2 separate regions of the Mus musculus genome follow, and region 1 is linked to region 2. A link is a contact called in ENCODE Hi-C or POLR2A ChIA-PET data. All regions are on one chromosome and are shown on one strand. The core of a region is the stretch at or near the end of the contact, and the rest is flanking DNA. Distances in the headings are between cores, read along the strand shown. Region 1 holds the start of Cdc42 (cell division cycle 42). Region 2 has its middle 37 kb from the start of Wnt4.

Evidence for each region. A loop is a pair of places that touch in the nucleus more often than their neighbours do. ChIA-PET counts read pairs that join two places held with the same protein, here RNA polymerase II (POLR2A).
Region 1: a loop to region 2 is called in a map of heart, with 2.0 times the contacts of the local background. The contact joins the promoter of Cdc42 here to the enhancer-like site in region 2. A Hi-C loop is called at or near these places in 2 of 37 maps with a recorded cell type or tissue (gastrocnemius and heart). POLR2A ChIA-PET finds 5 or more read pairs at or near these places in 2 of 5 experiments (Patski and embryonic stem cell).

The regions. Positions count from the first base shown.
Region 1 is chr4:137,356,252-137,359,248 of GRCm38, reverse strand. Cdc42 (cell division cycle 42) reads left to right here and starts at 1,490. Exons shown (of 6, transcript NM_009861.3): 1 at 1,490-1,603.
Region 2 is chr4:137,313,206-137,316,089 of GRCm38, reverse strand. No RefSeq gene overlaps it. Among named protein-coding and RNA genes, the nearest start is that of Wnt4, 37 kb to the right of the region's middle. Within about 2 kb of position 1,374, at least 1 of the 3 ENCODE cell types and tissues checked has a DNase peak (open chromatin) inside an H3K27ac peak, as active enhancers do; it is heart, where a contact is called at or near this core.

The DNA.
Region 1 (2,997 bases), core at 241-2,740, 43 kb before region 2:
AATGCAGCCTTGCTATAAGCGGGGCTTCGTTCGACACAGAACGATGTTTACAGTACAGCTTTGAAAGAAGTAGATTGCAGGCTGGGAGGTGGCTTAGAGGGCAAAGTGATTGCTGCGCAGGTGTGAGGACTTGAGTTCGAATCCCTAGGGCCCACATAAAGCTGGATGCAGGAGCACACATCTGAGGTCTCAGAGTTCTGCCTCCTTAAGACACACCCTCCTGTTTTTTGAGAATGGATGTTTTGTATCCTAGGACACTCTGAATCTTCTATGCAACCAAGGGTCACCATAGATTTTTCTGCTTCCACCTCCCAAGTGCTGGGATTACAGCCATCCATCTCAGAGCTTGGATTATGAATGTGGTAGAGGCACTAACGTGGGGCTTCGTGCATTCTTGGCAAGCTCTCTACCGACTGGGCTACATCTCCAGCCCGCAAGAGAACATTACTGAGATAAGGTTCCTCTAATGTTGGGGAGCATCTGACAGAAGGCTAGGCTCTCTATTCTCCAGCAGCTAGTACACGGCCAGAGAAGGCAGCTATTCAACAGGCGCCGAGATGACAGGGAAGAGAAGGATTTGATAGGTCAGATCCAACCAAAGGGGCCAGGGGAGAGCACTCAGGGACAGTAAATGTAGGACTTTTTTGAGGGGGAAAGTCTTTAGTTCTAAACAAAACCGAGGGTGATACTCAACTCCCACTCCAAAAACAGACAGATAAAGCTGTGCACAGCAAGTCACTTCCTCTCTCAGAGAAGCAAAGAGGCAGGCTATGGAGGGGCACGCCTATAAGCTCAGCACTTCGGAGGTAGAGGCTTAGCAGTTTAAGATCAACCTCTGGTACCTAGTTAAGCATTCAAATCCAGGCTGCGCTAAACGAGATCACGTCTCAAGTTATTAAAAACAAAACAAAACAAAACAAACCCGGTAGCCTGGGTATGGTGATGCACACCTTTAATCCCAGCACCCAGGAAGCAGAGGCAAGGGATTCTCTGAGTTCCAGGCTAGCCTGGGCTCCACAGCAAGTTTCAATACAGCTAGGGCTACCCATGGAAAGAAACTCTTGTCAAAAAACAAAAAACAACAACAAAAAAGAGAGAGACAGCTCAGGCATGGTAGTACATTTCTTGAAATATCAGAACTCTGGAAGCAGAGGCAGTAGTATTGCTGTGTTCTGGGACAGCCTGGTCTACATAGCCATTCTGGGATAGCAAGGGCTACATAATGACACCCTGTCTCAATAAAATAAACAAAAATATAAAAGTAAAACATATTTACAACACTTTTCTTCACGAAGTTGCAAGACTCAAAATAAACTTTAGTTACAACACCGTGCACATCATTGTTCATAGTTTTATTACGGATAAAAAATACCGTTAAAAGGCGCAGAGAGCCAACCAGAGCATGCAAGGAACGCAGCCCGCGCGCGTGCGCGCCAAGGGGCGGAGCCCGAGCCGCCCTCAGCCCCTTCTCTCTCTTTGTCCCTCCCACTTCCGCGGGCACCCAACCATGCGTCCCCTGCGTGCTGACGTCAGGCGCGTGCCCCTGTCCGGCAGCCGAGGAGGCCCCGCGCAGTGCTGCCAACGCCCCGGCGGAGAAGCTGAGGTGAGTGCGGGGCCCGAGAAGCCTCCCTGCGGGAGCGTCTTCTGCGCCGCCCGGTCCCCTTCGCGTGTCCCCCCCCCCCCCGTCCTCTCTCGGTTCTCGAGGATGCTCGCGGGCAGGGGCATCCCGGTGCTTGCGGGCGGTGGGCCGCGAGGGAGGGCTTGCCGGGGTCGCGTGCGCCCGCCGGCCCGGGTTCTGAGGGAAGCGAGGCGGGGTCGCGGCGAGGCTTAGGGCTGGAATGGCGGCGCGGCGCGGCCGGGGATGGCGGCGGCCGAGGGCACAGCCCGGCCGAGCTGTCAGCGGCGGCGGCGGCGGCGGCGGCGGCGAGAGGACCGGGCACACCCATCCCACCCGCTCCCCTCCCCCTCCGGCCGCCCGCGGGCTCCGAGGCCCCGGGGCGCGGGGTGGGAGACGCCCGGTCCGGACCGGGGTCGGAGGCCGGGGGCTGTCTCTCCGTTGTGGGCCTCGACTTCCTGCTTCCCCGGCCCCGCCACGGACGCGTTGCGGCTGGCGGGGGAGGGGAGCGGAACTGCGGCCGCAGGGCCGGGCCGGGCCGGGGCCGAGGTGACGGACCGGGCGGCTCTGCGCCTGCGCCCCTCGGCGGTCTCCAGCCCCGCGCCGTGTCCTCTCCTGCCCCGCGGCTCCCGGGGCTCTCCTGCCGGGGCCGGCCTCTTTGCCATCCGGGACCTGCCTAAGCACCTCCCGAAACCCCGCCTGGCCACTTACTCAGTTCCTCGTTCCTAGCAGGAAATTTTCTTTGTCGGTTATTATTACTATTTTGTAAATTCCTCTTTCCACCCCTTTAACTCTGGGAGAAATTCAGTGTGGAAGATTACGTCATCGCAGCATAAGGGGTGAGAGTTTTAACTCCTACAAGTCAGGGCTATTCAAATTAAGACAGCATCTTGCGGCCTTTGTGGGTCAACCCAGCACATTGGTTCAGAGTAAGGTGGCAATTTTTTTTTGTTGTTGTTGAAATCCTGTTGCCTGTCTTCAGGCTGCCTGAGATGCACCTAAAATACCGAAGGTTCAAAATCTTAGGTTTAAGTTATTTTGGTCAGGGAATATACACTGTCTGCAGCCACTTGTGTAGGTATGATCTTTAAAGGACCCCTTGGCTATATACTCGGGTGAATTGCAGGAGCAATTCTTTGCCACACTAATTGTGACTTACTTGATGTAAAGAACCCAACTTCAGTGCATGGTTTGAAGAATGAGGTGAAAAGAGAATTTCGTCATACCCCTGATTTGTCTTTGTTAGGATTGCAACTTCAAAGTTGCATGCTTTAGTTTTTCCATTAAAAGGGCTTTTGGATTTTTTTTTTTTTTTTATCTTGAGACAGGGTCTCCATATGTAGCCCCGGTTAACCTTAAACATAGAGGGACCTCCTAGTCTC
Region 2 (2,884 bases), core at 125-2,624:
TTTAAAACAGGCTTAAGGACAGCTAGGTGGCCAAGCAGTTCTGTGGTCCTTCCACAGTCTTTATATTTTGTAGTTTATGTAATCTGCTAATTCTGTGTGTGGTGAAGAAAAAGAGGCAGTTTAGACACCTTACACAACTGTATTGCATCTGGGCCCACATCTCTGACCTTCCGTCATCAGTGTTTACCTTCAAGTTCTTGGCTCCAGGTTTGAGTAATAGGGCAACCCCAGACTCCTCAGTGCTGAGCACTGCTTTCCACATCCTTTTCCTGGACTCGCTTCATACTGTCTTGCTGCCTTTGGGTAGTGTGGACATTAGAGCCAGCTATTGACAGGATGGTCCCCGGCCACACTCTGCTCTCCATAGGAATCACTGACCCTCAGGCACACATAAGCCTTTCTTTCATGAGGTGGTGATCCTAATGAGCTGCTCTGGAGCGACTGTCTGTGGCCTGTAAAGTATGCTATTGTTAGAGACTACTTTCACTGGAGTGCACCATTGAGAACTCGAGAGACAGTAGATACTTGCCTATTAAAGATAATATACATTAGAGTCCTGTGTTGGAGGAAGACTGAAATATATGTTTAATAGGGGAGGTTTAAAATAATTGTGCAGACTAATGTGGCCAGGATGTAAAGAAAACCCTGCAGTAAGTGTGTCATGGGTCTGCATTGCGTTCTTCTTCTGAAATAGAAAGGACAGGTTTTGAAGGTAAAGGTGAATACTCCATTACCTATTAGAGTATGAATCAAAGGCATCCTATTCAGCAGCATTTCCTGTGAGCTCTAGCCCCTGGCCACTGTCTGTAGGCAGATAAGCTGAAGTGCTCATCCTAAGGAGCTGCCCTCTGGCCTGTAAAGTAGCTCTATGTATGCTTATTGTTAGACTACTTTCCCTGGAGTATTCAATCTGATACCGGGAGGCCCAATATGTTAATCTCAGCCATTCAACACCCCCACCCCCATATACCAACCAAAGGTATGAATAGTGAAAAAAGAAAGTTAGCAAGGCCATGTTGGTAAATACTGAAAAGGGGTATGTTGACTCCAAGTCCATCCTGGGGGCTTGGCGGGGCAGGGAGGTGGTAAGGGGGACGGGGGAGGCGGGGCGTGTAATGACTGAAGCTTTAAAGAAATAGGAAGAGTTGGGAGGTAGGGAGGGATGCATAATTAAGCTTTTGGTCAAGGTGTGGTCTGATTGGTCAGTGAGTCAGGTTCTGCTGGGTGATTTGGTGAAGTTAATACCTGAGGCCCTGTTCTGGTTCCCAGAGTTGATGGCCCCTGCTAGGGATGATCTCATCCTGGTGTGATCTGTTTGGCAGGCGCTGATGGTCTGCAGTCCAAAGTAACTGCTGGTTTATGACAGTGACTGAAGACTTCCAGGTGCCTTTATGGGGGTCTGGAACAGGACGCTGTAAAAGCTGACAGCGAGGCGTCTCAGTTACTCTTTGTGTCTTAAGCCTCCAAGGAGAATGAGATCGTACCGCTGGTAGGCCAGACAGACAGAGACTAGGGTGCTTCTGAGTAGAGTTCGGCAGCGTTTTGACCTGGAAACTGGGTAGGGTGAAGGTCGGCCGACCTCTGCCCTGTTTGAGTTGGGAGCGAGTGTGAAGTGAGTGCTTTTAGCAAAAGCACTTTGTAGTACCTGATGGTGCGCTTGTCTAGACTTTTATTTGGGAAGTCGGTATTATTTTCTTCTCAGTAATATTTCAGTTCACCCTGCAGAGGGAACTCAGTAGCAGATTCCAGGTGATTAATGTTAGAGATGAATATGAGTGGAAACTGTCCTCATTAAGCCAAGGTGGGCTTCTGGGAAAAGTATTGAAACAACGGCTGCTTTGTCCTGTTGTTCATGGTCTCCCCATTGAATTTTATTATTATTTAGGGCTGAGTTTTTTGTTTGCTTGCTTGCTTGCTTTTTGAGAGAGGGTTTCTCTGTGTAGCCCTGGCTGTCCTGAGACTTGCTCTGTAGACCAGGCTGGCATTGAACTCAGCTCCTTGCCTCTGTCTCTTAAAAGTTGTACACCACCACTGCCTGGTGTAGGGTTGAGTTTTAGCTGTAAGGAATTTAACAGTAGTGCCCACTTTTGTGGGTTAGTTTGACAATCAATTAGTATTTGATTATGGTAGAGTCTGAGCTCCCGTGTCTTGACTGTGGTTAGCTAGCTATAAATGAGGTATTGGGCCAGTTCTAGAGGCAGAAAATAGAGGGTTGTTAGTGAGCTCTAAGCCTAAAACTGAAAAGCTTCATTTGTGCTTTGTGGTCATGAGTTCAGAGCTTCGGAAAGGCCTGTGCTAATACCACACTGTCTAGTGCTTCAAAACGATTATAGAGAGAGATTTTAAATTTTGGTGCCAGTTTTTGACAAGAGTTTCTTAGATGGTTGAGATTAGCTCCATCTAGTGGTAAATTTAGGTTAAAACTCTGACAATTCACTCCAGATTACACTCTAATTTGGATACCAGTTCCTTACTGGGATTTTTCTTTTTCTTTTTCTTTTTTTTTTTTTGAATCAATGACAGAAAGTCATGGAGCTGACTTTATAGTACCTTGCTGCACTGGGAAAACTAGTGAATTCTTCAAGAAGTTAAGACTTAGTCTAGAAATTCCACAGACTATCAAGTTATAAAATCTATGGAACTTCTAACTTAGGGAAATTGTGCAGAGCCTTGACTGCTATACAGTCTTGGGACAGTGTTATGAATACCTTTGATACTTCGGTAGTGAGACCATAGCCCCTGCTGTGCACTATAAGTAGTTTGTAGAGTTGCATTGCAGGGGACCACACATGGTACACACAGACTGGCACCACTGGTGTGTGTGTCAGATACTTCATATTTCCTCTGGCCAGCTATTGACTCGTTTGTTCTTTCTTGAGGCAGA